2 separate regions of the Homo sapiens genome follow, and region 2 is linked to region 1. The links are chromatin loops, found by intact Hi-C in ENCODE. Cell type or tissue: B cell. All regions are shown on one strand. Links, peaks and the distances in the headings refer to the core of each region. The heading gives the core; the rest is flanking DNA.

Region 1 (8,332 bases), core at 26-8,025:
TGTGGGCTCTGAAATGTTCCTTTGTAGATTCCACAAAAAAGTGTTTGAAACCTGCAGAATAAAAACAAAAGTCTAACTCTGTGAGATGAATCCACACATCACAGAGCATTTTCACTAATAATTTCTTGCTAGTTTCTATGGTGGGATATTTAGTTTCTCAATATACTCATCCATGGGCTTCAAAATATCCCTTCATTGATTCTTAAAAAAGAGTGTTTCCAAACTGCTAAGTCAAAACAAATGTTTAACTCTGAGGGATAACCCACGCATCACAAAGCATTTTCACAGATAGTCACTGGAACGCTGGCCTTTCTGGAAAAGCCACCTTTTTGGTACCCCTCCCCTCATGGCCGTGGCAGTGGCACAGTGCTGTATCCTGCCTGGGCTTTGGCCTCTGCTTTGTCCTGCCTCTTGCTCTGTCTCCCCTGTTTCTGAGGGGCCTAGATGCCTCTCGCTCTCGCTGAATGTCTTCAACAATGATCACAACCCAGTCCGTCAGGTAGACACTTACTGGAGATCCCTGTCGTGATCGTTTATCTCTTTCAACCTGTTTCTGCTTGATGGGGCAGGATAGACGACCCTGGAGCTCTTGGCTTCCATACTTCTCTCAGACAGGGAAGCTTCCTTCCTCTCCGTGTTTCACCTCATGGGTGGGTGGATTGCCTGGAATGAGCGCTAGTCGACCGTGACAGACCTTGTCTTCTAGGACAGGTGGTGTCGCATTTCCTCTGCACTTCATGTCTCATTCGTGAGAGACATCCTCTCCTCTGCTCCTGGGTGGACTGAGTCTCTGGATCTTTTGACCATAACGAATGTCGGGGAAAGGAACCAAAGGGACTGGGCTGGGGCTGGGGCTGGGTCTGCGGCTGGTTGCAGGGGAGGTTGGGTCAGGGCTACCTGGGCCATGGAGGGTTGGGGGTGGGGTGAATTTTGCCAAAACCTCTTTAATCCTCTGGCAGGCATTTCAAAATGTGGCTTGGACTAAGGCACAGGCACCCTCCTCGTTCCCAGGTGTTCTTTGATTTTCCTTGGCATTGATGGAAAGGTCACTCATTCCCCCCTTCGACCGGGCACATTCCTGGACACCATTGTTGGTTTCGCCATCACAATGTATGCCTCCGGTGACACACATTCACACCATCTGCTGTGGGATACACCAGTGCCACGCGTGGTCACATGGTCTCCATCTCGGATTCACCCCTGATCCTCTTTCTACCAGTCCCATAAAGCGCGGTCGGCTTTCCGGAGCCCCAGGGCTTTTAGAAGCGGGGCAGGCCACTGCTCTTTCAAAGGAGGAAGGAAGCAGAGGGCTGATGGATCAGTGAAAGTGCAGCTGACACTAGGCCTTGAGACTTATGGGATTATTCTGTGCTGCAGCGAGGCCCTACGGCCTCACCAGATGTAGTGAGCCCATCCTATCTCATTCAGCAGGCCAAAATGGATCTGAAGGGGAGTCCTGAGAACACAGCAAGCCTCCTGAAGCTCCCGCTCCATCGGTGGAAGTCGGCTCAAGGAGGTCCTGAGGACAGGACTCCTGGGGCTTTTGCCCTGGGACAATATACCCGGGGCCCCTCTCCCACGCTGCCTCAAATTGGACCCCGGATGCAGCCGACTCCGCGGCTGCAGCAGGAGCCTCGCTGCCACCCCGCAGCGCTGCCATTATTTAAAGGGGACGCAGCCTGACTGCCAGGAGCGGAGCGCGAGTCCGCCCAGCCAATGCTCCTGGGCGAGGCGCGAGTGGCTTTTCCCATCACAGTGGTTCCACGGTTGTCTTAGAAACCAGTCCCCGAGGCTTAGAAAAGCAGGAGCCCTCCGCGGCAGTCCATGGGTGTCAGGGTTCTGAGGCTCCGGCCTGACCTCTCCACGGGGTCGACGGGAACGTCTCCAGATGCCAGGAGTCGCAAAGCGCCAAACAGGATGAGGAAACCCCAGGCGGAGTCCGGGAAAAGCAGCACAGCATCCCAGCCTCAGGCCTGCCCGGACCGTGTTGGTTGGGTTGACTCTCCCCAAAAGTCGTGCCGCCATCCGTGATCTCTAAGACAGGTCGGCCTGCGTGCCCCTGGGCTGCTCTCTCATCCGAGGGTCGTTCTCGTCGAGAGTAGAATCCCGCAGTCTCAGGGGTTACCTGGGGGTGTGTATTTCAATACTTCTGCTGGATGACTCTGTGTGTGAGTCTGTGTGTGTATGTGTGTGTGTGAGCCTGTGTGTGTCTGTGTGTGTGTCTCCCATTCTCTCTTCTCTCTCTGTCTCTCAGTCTCTGTGTGTTTCTTTCCCACTCTCTGTGGGTTTGTGTGTGTGTGCCCTTGTGCGTGTGTGTCTTTGGCTGAATGTGCCCTGTGCACCACACAGCGGTTTCTCGCATGGCGGCCTGTCTTTGTTGAGCCTCTTTCTGCGTCTCTGCCTGGGTCATGAGGCCGGTTGTCAATCATTTTCGCCCCCGCAGATCTGCTTTGGGTGGGTGAAAGCCTGGCCCACGTGAGGAGATGCTTCGGTCCCGGAGCAATTGAAGTCTCATCCCCATCCTGAGTGGCCTCTTTTCTAGGATCAAGATGAACCCACTGCAGACGAGGACAAGAGCCCCAACAGGAGCTCTTTGTCCCACAGGAGAGCAGCGGACCCACGTCAGAGAAGATGCTTGTGTCTTTTCATGGCTCTTCTCTGAGAAATGAAGCCACACCACGATACAGTCAGCAAGAGGAAGCCAGGAATGAGAGATGGCAACAATCCCTGTCCCTGGAACGCTGGCCTCCCTGCACAAGCCACCCTTTAGGAACCCCACCCCTTATGCCTGTGACGGTGGCAAGGTGCTGTATCCTGCCTGGGCTCCGGCCTCTGCTCTGTCCTCCCTCTTGCTCTGCCTCCCCTGTTTCTCAGGGGCCTGGATGCCTCTCGCTCTGGCCAAATGCCTTCAACAAAGATGACTTCCCACTCCGTCAGGGAGACACTTCCTGGAGACCCGTGTCGTGATTGTTTCTCTTTCAAAAAGTATTTCCGCTTGATTGGGTAGGTCTAATGACCCGGGAGCTCTTGGCTTCCATAGGTGTCTCAGGCAGGGAAGCTTCCTTCTTCTCCACATTTCCCCTCATGGGTGGGTGGATTGCCTAGAATGAGCTCTAGGCGACCGTGACTGGCCTTGTCTTCCACGACAGGTGGTGTCGCATTTCCTCTGCACTTCCTGTCTCATTCTTGAGGGACATCCTCTCCTCTGCTCCTGGGTGGACTGACTCCCTTGATCTTCTGGCCAAAACGAATGTCAGGGAACCAAAGGGACTGGGCTAGGGCTGGGGGCTGGGACTGGGGCTGGGGCTGGGTGCAGCCGATGTTGCGTCAGGGCTACCGGGTTGGTGGAGGATTGGGGTTGTTGCGAATTTTGCAGAAACCTCTTTGCTCCTCCGGTAGGCATTTGAAAACGTGGCTTGGCTCAGGCACAGGCAGCACCCCGACCCACGGGGTCACAGGTGTTCTTTGATTTTCCTTGGCATTGATGGAAAGGTCACCTGTTTCCCCCTTCCACCTGCACATGCCTGGACAGCACCCTTTGTTTCGCCATCGCCCTGTATGCCTCCGGTGACACACATTAACACCAACTGCTGTGGGATAGGCCAGTGCCACGCGTGGTCACATGGTCTCCACCTAGGATTCGCCTCTGTTCCTCTTTGCAGTTGACCTGTAAAGCGCGGTCGGCTTTCCGGATCCCCAGGGCTTTTAGAAGCGGGGCAGGCCACTGCTCTTTCAAAGGAGGAGGGAGGCAGAGGGCTGATGGATCAGTGAATTTGCAGCTGACACCAGGCCTTGAGACCTACGGGATCATTCTGTGCTACAGCGAGGCCCTGTCTGCCTCACCAGATGTGGTGAGCCCATCCTATCTCACTGGGAGGGGGCCAAAATCGGATCTCAACGGGAGTCCGGAGAACACAGCAGGCGTCCTGAAGCTCCCCCTCCCTCAGTGGAAGTCGGCTCAAGGAGGTCCTGAGGACAGGACTCCTGGGGGTTTGGGCCTGGGACAGGACGAGACACCCGCGGCCCCCTCTCCCACGCCACCCCAAACAGGACCCAGGATCCAGCCGCCGCCGCGGCGGCAGCAGGAGCATCGCGGCCGCCGCGCGGCAGTGGCGATATTTAAAGGGGACGCAGCCTATCTCTCAGGAGTGGAGCGCAAATCGTCTCACCCAATGCGCATGCGCGAGGCGCGAGCGGCTTCTCCCGTCACAGTGGTTCCCACGGTTGTCTTAGAAACCAGTCTCCGAGGCTTGGCGAAGCAGGAGCCCTCCCTGGCGTGCTTGGGTTTCGGGGATCTGAGGCTCCGGCCTAACAACTTCACGGGGTCGACGGGAATGTCTCCAGATGCCAGGAGTCGCAAAGGGCCGACCACCATGAGGAAAGCCCAGCGGAGACGGGGGAAGCAGCACAGGAACCCAGCCTCAGGCCTGCCCGGATGGTGTTGGTTGGGGTGAGTCTCCCCAGAATTCGTGCCTCGGTCCGTGATCTCTAGGACAGTTCGGCCTGCATGCCCCTGGGCTGCTCTCTCGCCCGAGGGTCGTTCTCATCGAGAGCAGAACCCCATAGCCTCAGGGATTGCCTGGAGGTGTGTTTTTCAATGCCCTCCTCCTTTGAAAGAGCAGTGGCCTGCCCCACTTCTAAAAGCCCTGGGGCTCCGGTAAGCCGACAGGGCTTTACAGGACACCTGCAAAGAGGAACAGGAGCAAACCCGAGGCAGAGACCATGTGACTACGCGTGGCCCTGGCCTATCCCACAGCAGTTGGTGTTAACGTGTGTCACCGGAGGCATACGGGGCGACGGCGAAACAAAGGGTGTTGTCCAGGCGTGTGCCGGTGGAAGGGGAAAACAGGTGACATTTCCATCAATGCCAAGGAAAATCGAAAACACCTGGGACCCGAGGGGTGTGGGGGGGGCCTGTGACTGACCCAAGCCACGTTTTCGAATGCCTACCGGAGGAGCAAAGAGGTTTCTGCAAAATTCGCCCCAACCCCAACCCTCCAAGGCCCTGGCAGCCCTGACGCAACTTCGGCTGCACAGAGCCCCAGCCCCAGCCCCCAGCCCTAGACCAGTCCCTTTGTTTCCCTTACATTCGTTTCGGCCAGAAGATCAAGGGGTTCAGTCCACCCAGGAGCAGAGGAGAGGATGTCCCTCAAGAATGAGACAGGAAGTGCAGAGGAAATGCGACACCACCTGTCGTGGAAGACAAGGCCAGTCACGGTCGCCTAGCGCTCATTCTAGGTAATCCACCCACCCATGAGGGGAAACGTGGAGAAGACACCTGCCTGAGACACCTATGGAAGCCAAGTGTTCCCGGGCCATGAGACCTGCCCAATCAAGCAGAAACACATTTGGAGAGACAAACAATCACGACACGGGTCTCCAGGAAGTGTCTCCCTGACGGAGTGGGAAGTCATCTTAGTTGAAGGCATTTGGCCAGAGCGAGAGGCATCCAGGTCCCTGAGAAACAGGGGAGGCAGAGCAAGAGGGAGGACAGAGCAGAGGCCGGAGCCCAGGCAGGATACAGCACCTTGCCACCGTCACAGGCATAAGGGGTGGGGTTCCTAAAGGGTGGCTTGTGCAGGGAGGCCAGCGTTCCAGGGACAGGGATTGTTGCCATCTCTCATTCCTGGCTTCCTCTTGCTGACTGTATCGTGGTGTGGCTTCATTTCTCAGAGAAGAGCCGCGAAAAGACTCAAACATCTTCTCTGACGTGGGTCCGCTGATCTCCTGTGGGACAAAGAGCTCCTGTGGGGCTCTTGTCCTCATCTGCAGTGTGTTCCTCTTGATGCTAGAAAAGAGGACGCTCAGGATGGGGACGAGACAGCAATTGCTCCAAGACCGACGCATCTTCTCACGTGGGCCAGGCTTTCACGCAGCCAAAGCAGATCCGCGGGGGCGAAAACGATTGACAACCGGCCTCATGACCCAGGCAGAGACACAGAAAGAGGTTCAACAAAGACAGGCCGCCATGCAAGAGACAGCTCTGTGGTTCACAGGGCATATTCAGCCAAAGACACACAAGCACACGGGCACACACACACAAACCCACAGAGAGTGGGAAAGAAACACACAGAGACTGAGAGACAGAGAGAGAAGGGAGAATGGGAGACACACACACACACAAACAAAGGGTCATACAGCAGAGGCATTGAAACACACACCACCAGGCAACCCCTGAGGCTGCGGGGTTCTGCTGTCAACCAGAACGACCCTCGGGTGAAAGAGCAGCCCAGGGGCACGCAGGCCAACCGGTCCTCGAGATCACGGACGGCGGCACGACATTTGGGGAGACTCACTCCAACCAACACCGTCCGGGCAGGCCTGAGGCTGGGAGCCCCTGCTGCTTCCCCCGTCTCCGCCTGGGGGAGCCCACCACCTACCCACCCTCCATTCACCTCCCCTCCTTAAGGCTCACTAAGCTCTATTTACCTTTTGTAACTCCATCCCTCCGTAAGTACACAACTCTCCTAGCTGGTTTCCTAGAGGGCAGATACAGTGTTTCCAGTTGGCCCTCTGCAGATATCTATGAACAAGTCTCTCCCAGCCCCTACATATAAATATGTGTGTTCTAGACAGACGGGCCTAAGTCCCAATGTAAACACATCACAAGATAATTACACCTTATATGCATACAGATCTCTCTATAGAGTTATATTTGAAAGTGTCTATAACTCTAGAGAGAGATTGCAGCATGCACATATAGGACTGTAATTACTTATATGTATTTTTATAACTATGTAGTTATAAATAGATATGCCTATATATAGTGATAATAATATAGCAATATCTCCATAGCCATATATGGCTCTAAATGAATGCTCTAACTACTCTATTTCACAATCAATAAGTATATATCTTCTGATACATAATTCTAACAATATACGTTTTTATCTATATAGCTGTTCAGAGATATAAATCTGTCAGGATATCAAATGTACATAAAGCTGGATGGCTGTAAGAGAGTCGTATATTTTCCCATATATAAATCTGCTCCTATAACTACTGTATATGCACAAATACAATGGAAATAGTTATATTTCCCTCAAACATAAATCTGTAAATACAACCACAGCACATTTAGGTACGGTTAGACATAGAGCAATATTTCCTAGATATCAGTCTGTCAATAGAGCCACAGTGTCTCCAAACAGAGAGTTATAGAGGGAGTTATAAATAAACTCTCCAGATGTGAACGGATCAGTAGAACTAGATGTAAACATGACTCCAAGCCGTTCTTTCTTCTTCTTCTTCTTTGTAAGATATTCCTGAAGCAAGCCCAGTCATATAACAGGGTGCAAAGGTGTCTGGGTACTGGTATTTTTCCCCCCAAGGAGGGTCGGAAGTCGCTGGACTTTGGGAAACTGAGCAGGAGTGGGTAGGGGACAGTGCCCGCTCCCAACGCAATCCAGAAGCCCCTTCCGTCTGTCTCCTGGTGGCTGAGAGCTCGGGCAAGTGGAGAGGCCTAAGGGAGAAAAATGAAAAAGCAGAGTCTGGCTTGAGTCGTTTGGCCCTTCTGCCTAAAACCCTCTCAACAGGGAAGCCCCGACCAGGCGTCGGAGCGGAGAGAGCCCACGAGGCACAGAGGTTGGGAGAAAGGGTCTGCAGGCCGGGCTTCGGAGGCCTAGCGGAGTCGCCAGCCGGTGCCTGACCGCCCGGCGCCCCATCGCCCAGGGCCGCTGCCTCGCCGCAGGCCTGAACACAAAACCTGGGCCCTAGCCCTGCGCCCTGTGCTCAGCACTTCCACTGGTCTTATTTTATTGCTGTTTGTCCAATTAGGTATCGCAGCGTCCTCCACCAGGTGTTGTTTTCAAATGTGAGGGCACCCAGAGCTTTCTGAATGCGTGTCTGTGTGTGTGTGTGTGTGTGTGTGTGTGTGTGTGTGTGTGTGTGTGTGTGCTGGCTTTAAATAAGTGACTCAGTGGATAGTGTATTTCTCTTTTCAGACCAAATGTGTCACTGGCTACTGGAAAAGAATCCAGACCTCTGAAAGGGTTCGTGACAAATTTTTTAGAAGTTCTCACGCTCATTTGTTACGATGATTTTCTTTTCTTTTTTCTCTTTTAAAAAAGTTGGCTAATTTGTGCTTCTATATTCCTCTTTAATTTTATTTTTATTGGGGGTACAAATGTTTTTAAAGGAGGGATTTTGTTAGACCCGAAACTGTGGGGTGGCTTCCTCTCTAGCAAACTTATTATCTCTACGCCTGTGATTCCCATCACCGCCAAGAAAACAAACTAATTAAACGACCAGAAAACTGTACCTGGAGAAAATGAGGTAGAAGTTGCAGGATCCGGGACCGCGGTCTTTGCTTGCTTCATGAAAAATCGGCTAG
Region 2 (8,332 bases), core at 93-8,092, 93 kb after region 1:
ATCTCATGGTGAAATGTAATCCTCAGTGTTGGAGGTGGGGCCTGGTAGGAGGTGTTTGGGTCATGGGGGTGGATCTCTCATGGCCTGATGCTGTCCTTGTGATAGTGAATTCTTTCAAGATCTGGTTGTTTAAGGGTGTGTGGTACTTACCCCCACTCCCATTCTCTCTTGCTACTGCTCTGGCCATGTGATGTACTTACTCCCTCTTGGCCTTCCATCATGAGTAAAAGCTCCCTGGAGACTACACAGGCACCATGCAGATGCTGTCACCATGCTTCCTGTACAGCCTGCAGAGCTATGAGCCAATTAAACCTCTTTTCCTTATAAATTACCCAGTCTCAGGTATTTCTTCATAGCAATGCAAGAATGGCCTAATAATACTAATGTGGATGTACCACATTTTATTGATCCAATCCACTGTTGATGGGCACCTAGGCTGACTCCATGTCTTTGCTATTGTGAATAGTGCTGCGATGAACATGCAAGTGCGTATGTGTTTTTGGTAGAATAACTGACTTTCTTTGGGTCATATACCAGTAATGGAATTATTGGCTTGAAAGGAATTTCTATTTTAAATTATCTGAGAAATTTCCAAACTGCTTTCAACAGTGGTTGAACTAATTTACATTCGCTCCAATTATGTGTAAATATTCCCTTTTCTCCACAGCCTCCCAAGATCTGTTGTTTTTTGATTTTTTAATAGTAGCTATTCTGACTGGTGTAGGATGGTATCTCATTTTGGTTTTGATCTGCATTTCTCTGATGATTAGTGATGTTAAGCCTAATCTTTGCTACCAGAAAACTGGGAAAACACAGTGTCGCTTGTCAAAATAAATTGTTTTACTTTGCTTTAAAAATAATCAATTTAGTAGTATATTTCTTCCAGAAAAATTAAGAAGTAAACATTTAGAAATGTACAGTACCTTGCTGTTAAGTCTTCGCACAAGTATACCAATCGAACATAAAGGCCACTTTAAACTTTCATTTGAAATGAAAGACAATTTTTAAGAGGTTAAGGGCTAGTAATTTGTTAAAGTCCTGAAGTTAAGTTAGCTGAAGTAAATATAAAGACTTTCCTTTAATTAAAGCCTTTTAAATGAACACTTTAAAGCATAGTTGGTTTCTCCCTCAAATCTTGTCCAAAGACACTGTTTACAACTCAGTATATCAAAGGTTTCAGACATGATTATGAAGCTCCCTCAACTTACAATGTGCTATTTGCAACCTTAGTTGCTATCATTCTGGCTTTTCTACCTTTTGGCAACAATAAGCACACCCTTCCCATTTCTCCCCCACCCTGACTTACCCCTCTTTGCATTTAATGTATAATTTTTCTCAGAATGTTCTTACACATCTTTAACTGTAAATATGACAAAAGCACACAGTATAGTACATGTGCCACATGTATAAATGTTGTATCTATTCATACAATTTTCCTTTTAAAAAAGAAATATTTTATTTTCAAAAAGCAAAGACTCTAGGAATCTTTTCTAGCTGCCAGTCATAAAAACATAAATTTCTGGTTAGATTCCAAAATTTGCCTGACCATAAGAAACACTTGTGGTACTTGTCAAACACATGTATTCTGAGTCCCATCCGTGATCTCCTGAATCAGAATCAGCAGGTGAGAAGCCTGGGAATACACATTTTAAACAAACGTCCACAGTGATTATGATTAGTCAAGCTTGAAAAAAATTTCACTAGGATCTTTATGACTGAATAACCTCACAAACATAGGAAAGTTACTGGAGAAAAATACGAGCAGAATTTCAGAATTCTGCCTTTGCTGAAAGTGTTTGTTCCCTCCTCCTCTACTCATCAAGACCTGACTGCTTATGTAACTCCCCCAAACCACCAACACCTGGGAGGAGTTGAAAATGATTTTAATGAAGAAGAAAAGCTGATGTTTAATTTCAAAACTGACGGTGACAATAGAAGGGAGAGGCATGAATTTATCTTGATTCTAACACGAAGCATTGTATTTCAGTCAACAAACGAAATTGGTTTCATTTTTATTTTTTGTAAGTTTTCGCCAAACTCTATGCATATATAGAGGCTGGGCAAGAAAGAAATCCAGAAATATGGCATATGCCATCCCTTATTTATTTCCCCATGCGACCAGCCAACAGCTTCTTCACCTAGTCCCTGCTTCAAGCTGACTTTGTGTCTACTTCTCTATCGGAAATGGAGCTTCCCTAAAGACTGCCTCAATGTCAGTTACCCAGAGGCCTTTTTTCCATCTTGTGCTCCTAAACTTCTATGATATTAAATGATATTACCCTTTCTGGAAATTCTCCTTAGCTTTGATTTTATAATTTTACTCTAACTGTTTAATTCCTTCTTTTATAGCCTTTCTTTTCTCTATCCCTTTACTGCAGACATGTTGTACGGCTTTGTTCTTGACCTTCTGATCTCTCCACATTCATTCCCTCAGAGCATGTATCCATTTTCTTGGTGTCGGCCTTCCTGACTATCTGATTATTACCATCATATAACGATGTTGGTGATGAGCATAGCTAACATATCCTAGGCATTTTCCATGTAGGTTATAATAAGCACTCTATATAATTTGTACCATTTAATTCTTCAACCCTAAATGATACTATTACGAACCACATTGTATGAGATGAGGAAACTGAGATTTTCATCAAAACCATGGAAAGCCAACGTGAGGAGCCCCTGTGTGTCTCCTTTGTTAATGCCTCTGGGCATCATGGCATGTGGATTGCCCTAGAATGGGGATTAGGAAGCGCAGCACTGTGAAAACACCAGAAAATACGTTATGATAGCGGGTAAGGACGCTCATCTCCGCACATTGAGATGGTTTTATTTCTGAGTCAGGTTTGAAATGAGCCAATCCTGACTCCATGGTGCCACCAGGGATCACGAATTTAATAAGATCTTTGTGGATGCTTGGAACCCAACTGGTCTCTGTTTTCTACTTTAGGGAAAGAGCCACAGCTTGAGTGGGGTGGTTTTGGTGTCACATACGCTATCAATAATACCCACCGTTTTGGTGTCACATGTGCGATTAATAATACCCACCGCTGCAGAGGGATCACCGTGGACTACTCCTCGTTTCATCCCATGCTCTTGCGATGGATCCCTCTCACCTGTTTAATGATTTCATTCAAATTCTTCAGCGACCGCAGGACCCCGATTTGCCTTCTCTATCCTGGTTCCCATCACTCTGCTTTACAGGCCTGGCCTGCTCGCGGCTCCTCACACCAGCACTGCGCATCTCCCTCCACGCCTCTGCCCTGTTTCCTCCATCAGACAGGACTAGCTTCCTCCATCTCTATCGGGCAAAAGCCTGCCCAGCGTTCAAGACCCTCCTCAGATGCCGCCTCCAGGATTAGGCTTCTTCCTGACCCCTGAGCCTGTAACACGCGCCACCATAACTCTCCACCTCCGCCCACATTCCCACAGCACTCGCGACATCCGCGGGCCTCAACATGTCTCTTCATTCCATTTTAGGGTATTTCCTGTTTGTTTCCTGCACACACAGTCGCGCGAGGCACAGCCCTGAGTGACCTGCGCGGGAGTGGCCCGCGCTTCAAGATGCGCCGCCGCAGGCCGGGGAGGGCAGCCTGAGCCGCTTCCCGCCCCCGCGGGGACCGTCGCCAGCCCGCATCTCTAGCGAGAGGAGGTTCCACAGCGCGCCCGGCAGCCCCGCCACCGTCAGCACCTGCGCCTCGGGCGGGCTTTCCCCACCTCTGGGAGGCACGAATCCTCAGGGGCTCCTCGAGAGGGCGCCAGGGAGCAGATGCATGCGGACACCTTTCGGCCCTCTGCAGCCGCCGTAGCTCCTCCCTCACGCCCCGCCCCCCCCCCCCCTCCCGGCAGAAACCTGGAAGTGGAAATCTCGGGCATTCACCGTTTGGGTGAAGACGGAGGCGGGTTCTGGACAGACGTAGGCTGTCAGGGAGTGTTTACTTCGCCTCCACTTCTGTTCCTCCCTGCCCTGGTGCTGCTCCAGGTCACATACTCGTCCTGAGCCGGCTTCAGCCTGTCCGCGCAGAAGTCTCCCGGAGCCATGGCCTAGTACTCTTATGTGAAGTCTAGCAAGCTCGTGCTCAAGGGAACCGAGGTGAAGAGCTGGGTCCTGCAGCTCTGGTGGGAGCCTCCTCAGTTCTTTTCGGATGCACTCCACCCCCGCGAATCCGGTGGAAGCCGTGGTGCAGAGAGCCGGCTTTGTGGCCTCCCAGGCTTCGCTCTGACCCTGTCTGGGCTGGACGGAGGCCGGACCGCGGTTCCTGGCGCCTGTGCAGAGAGGGGCAGCCTCCCGTGCTGACGACCCTGGAAACAGGATAGACGGGCGGGTGACCCGTGGCCCCGTACCCACGAGTTTGGGTCCCCTGAGGCATCTCTCCAGGCCTCTGCCTGGTGGGTCTGCGTTAGTCTGATCTTGTAGTTCATTATAATAACTTCCTTTATTAGGGATTATTCTTTTCTCCATTGTCTCTTCCTGGAAAAATTATTGATTAATTTTTTTCTAAGCTAATATGTAGAGTGAAACCGGGATGAATCACACAGTGGTTGAGGTGTATATGGGCTTTGATAGGGATATGGGTTGGAACCTGCACTCTGTCATTTACTAATTTTGTAATTTGTGGCAAATTGGTTAATATGTCTGAACTTCCATTTACTCATTAAGAGATCAAGTATCTTTGAACCTCCGTTTACACATTTAAACTTTTAGACCATTTTTTATACCTTTAGAATACTGTGAGGATTAAATGAGAGAACATACATGCAGTAAATAAATTAAGCCAAATGTGAGGAGGAGGTCGTAGTGGTAATTTATTAGCTCTTTAGGAGAAAAATACCTGTGCATTCATATCCCCGCTTCTTTTTTAACTGGCAGATTTGCCTGAGGTTGACTGTACATACAAATATTGAGCATTTCCTCCTGGCCTCCGTGATAAACAGGGGTTTTGATATTGTTAGGCGAGATGGAAAGAAAGTATCAAGGAGTGAGCTGAAGCCACTGCCCTTGAGAACCCTCTCGAGGAGTCTGGCCTCATGAAGATGCCAGAATAAGTGGCAGGTATATCCTGAATGAATGTGAGATTTTTACTATGTGAAATGCCTGTGAGGAGTGGTGAGTTATCTTCTGAAAACTTTATGATGAAAATGCAGACAAGAGTGTCTTAAGATTATCGTAATAATCATAATTAATGCTTATATAGCACTTTCAATGCGCCAAGAAATTGTTGTAGGCACTTTGCACATTAACTTTCTTCAAATTGCTCTTGGGTTTTTATTTTTTTATTGCGATGTAATTCATAATTATAAAATTCACCCTTTTGTACAGTCAGTGGTTTTTATTATATATTCAAGAGGTTCACCACTGTCTAGTTGCTCAGCATTTTCATCATCTCAGAAGGAAATCTCTTCCTAACCATTAAAGCAGTCACATCCCATCTTCCCCCTCTCCTAGTCCTTGGCAACCACTAGTCTGCTATCTATGTGAAATTGCCTATTCTGAATATTTCCTAAGAAATCATGCAACATGTGGCCTTTTGTATCTGGCTTCTTTCACTTATAACATTCTTGAGGTCCATCAGTTTTGTAGCACTTGTTCCTTTTTATGGCTGCGTAGTAGTCCATTGTATGGATGTAATATTTTGTTCATCCATTCATCAGTTGATGAACATTTAGATTGTTTCCCCTTTTTGACTATTGTGACTAATACTAGTGTGAATATTCTTATGTAAGTATTTTTGTGGGTGTATGTTTTCATTTCCCTTGGGTATACATACTTAGGAGTAAAATTGCTGGGTCATATGGTAACTCTTTAACTTTTTGAGGAACGCCAAACTGTTTCCTGTAGATGCTGCACCATTTTACATTTCCACCAGCAATGTGTGAAGATACATATTACCTCTTAATCCTCACAATAGCCTTAAGAGTTAAGTTGTTATCCTAATTTTTTAAGTGGGGAAACTGACTCACAGAGAGATTCAGTACCTTTTCCCAAAATCACAGAGCTAAGAAGTGACAGAATCAGGATTTAAAATCTGGCAGTGTGGCTCTACAATCTGCTTTGAACTTTAACATAATATGTACAAAGCCTGAAGCAAATTCTCAGTACTGTATTTAAGAGGGCATAGCAATGTAAGTCTTCCTAAATCAATAATTTATAAATGAAACAACTTAAAAGACTTCCAAGTTTCAATCTTACGATATTGATTTATCACACAAATCAATATACTTAAACTCATCTATATAAATTATGTCCTGTAGTAAGAAGAAAAAGAGCAAAGATAAGAAGAGAAAAAGAGAAGATGAAGAAACCCAGCTTGATACGTTGGTGAGTCAGTTTTCAGTGCTTTATTCTGAAAAAAGTTAACATTTCTTGAGATCTCATTGAAAATATTTTCCTAGTTAGAAATTTATGATGTATTCATATTTGTCTTAAAGTGCTTAAATATTACCTACAGTTGCAAATTCCATTTATTCTTTAGCACAGTAGATGCTACTGATGCCTTTACTTCATTATCAGAACAGAGCACAGGAGAGAAGAATTACAACTCTCTGACTTAGTAGGCACCATTAGACTGCTTAATAATAGCTGGAGATTCTGATACATAATTTTAAAGGCTTAATGTAAATGTTATTCAACCAAATATATTTTACAAGCTATTTTCTTTGAACATGTATACATTTTAGTTGTAGAAGTCAGTTGTCTCTTAAACAAAGTATCTTCATAGGAAAAATCATTATTTTGTGAACTCTGAAATGAATGAAAATTTTAAATACAATATCAGGGTAGCCTGTAAATGATACTGGAAATAAACTGACCCAAACACACTTAACCAGCCTGTTTTCCGTTTAGCTGTTTCCATACTTTTTTTTTCTCTTTTAAAACTTGGCAAGTTGCATTTTGAATCTTCATAAATTATGGTAGCTTAAAAAATATATAAAATATGGAATGGTGTAAAGCTAATGTTCTGGAAGAATCATTGCTTTTGAAATGGCAAATCAACAATTCTAAAATTAGGGTAAATATCTAGGGTAGATATGTAGATGTGGAATTGCTGTGTCAAAGGATAGGTGAATGTTTAACTATATAAGAAACTGTCAAAATTTTTCAAAAGTGGTTGCGCTATTTTATCCTCCTTTTCAGTTTCTTAATGGTGGTTTTTGGATGGACAGCTTTTTTCTTTTTTTTTTTTTTGAGATGGAGTCTGGCTCTGTCACCCAGGCTGGAGGGCAGTGGCGCGATCTCGGTTCACTGCAAGCTCCACCTCCCAGGTTCACGCCATTCTCCTGCCTTAGCTTCCCAAGTAGCTGGGACTACAGGCACCTGCCACCACGCCCAGCTAATTTTTTGTGTTTTTAGTAGTGACAGGGTTTCACCATGTTAGCCAGGATGGTCAGAAGCTTTTAATGTTTATAAAGCTTTGTTTATTTTTTTTCTTTTATGGTTACTGCCTTATCTCTTTGATCTAAGAGATCTTTGCTTACCCCAAAGTCTGGAAAATATTCTACATTGTCTTTTAGAGGCATCATAGTTTTAGTTTTTACATTAAATCTGTCATTAATCTCAAATTAATTTTTGGCATGGTGTGAGTTTGGTTCCAAGATTTCCTTTTTTTTTTTTTTTTAACATCTTGATAGCCATTTGTGCCAGCGCCACTGGTGTTTCCTTTTTCCATTAATCCAGTTTTGTATCTTCATAAAAAGTCAATTAACTTTCTATGTATTGGTCTATTTCTGGACTCTGTTCTATCGATTTTCTGTTTTTCTTTTGGCATATTTATCTTGATTGTTATAATTTCATGAAGTCTTGAGATCAGGTAGTGTGTGTCCTCCAACTTTGTACTTACTATTAGTTTATTGATTTCTTCAGTGAAGCCTGTTGGATTTTCTCGGAGAATTGTATTGAGTCCAGAGCATTTGGGGGAGAATCAACATCTTAATATTGGGCCTCAATATTTCATAATTTTCAATGTAGCAGTCTTGCATGCGTGTTTAAAAATTTATTCTTAAGTATTTTATAATTTTACACTACTATCAGTAGAACTTTTGAACTTGATTTTCCAGTTGTTTGTTGTCAGTATGTAGATATACAATTGATTTTTGTATAGTGACTTTGTAGTCTGATAAGTCTGTTTCACTTATTACTTCTAGTGGTTTGTTTATATAGAAAACTAAGAAATTTGCAATTATGTTTCCTGTGACTATCGTTTTACTTCTTTCTTTCTAATCCTTATGTCTTGTCTTGCTTTTTATTGGTTTATTATACTGTCCAGGACTTCCATAGTGTTGAACAGAAGTCACGAGAATGGGCATAATTGCATTGTTTCCAAGCTTAGGCAGAAAG

What was found. Peaks named below come from ENCODE experiments on the same cell type or tissue, not always from the same donor. Only the 100,000 strongest peaks of a DNase experiment are listed, where the experiment ranks them.
Region 2: a loop joins it to region 1, with 21 times the contacts of the local background. A loop is called at or near these places in 5 of 110 quality-filtered maps.

What each region holds. Positions count from the first base shown.
Region 1 is chr20:30,280,011-30,288,342 of GRCh38, forward strand. LINC01597 (long intergenic non-protein coding RNA 1597) reads right to left here and starts at 6,527. Exons shown (of 2, transcript NR_145432.2): 1 at 6,430-6,527; 2 at 1-2,125. LOC107985433 (putative uncharacterized protein LOC401522) reads right to left here. Exons shown (of 3, transcript NR_171672.1): 2 at 8,261-8,332; 3 at 7,018-7,462. In B cell, for the core only: no CTCF peak of the experiment used is centred there; a DNase peak (open chromatin) is centred at 4,181.
Region 2 is chr20:30,373,336-30,381,667 of GRCh38, forward strand. It overlaps the pseudogene FRG1BP. Among named protein-coding and RNA genes, the nearest start is that of FAM242A, 16 kb to the left of the region's middle. In B cell, for the core only: a CTCF peak has its summit at 3,743 (motif pointing right); a DNase peak (open chromatin) is centred at 3,756; H3K4me3 peaks cover 1,307 bases; H3K27ac peaks cover 857 bases.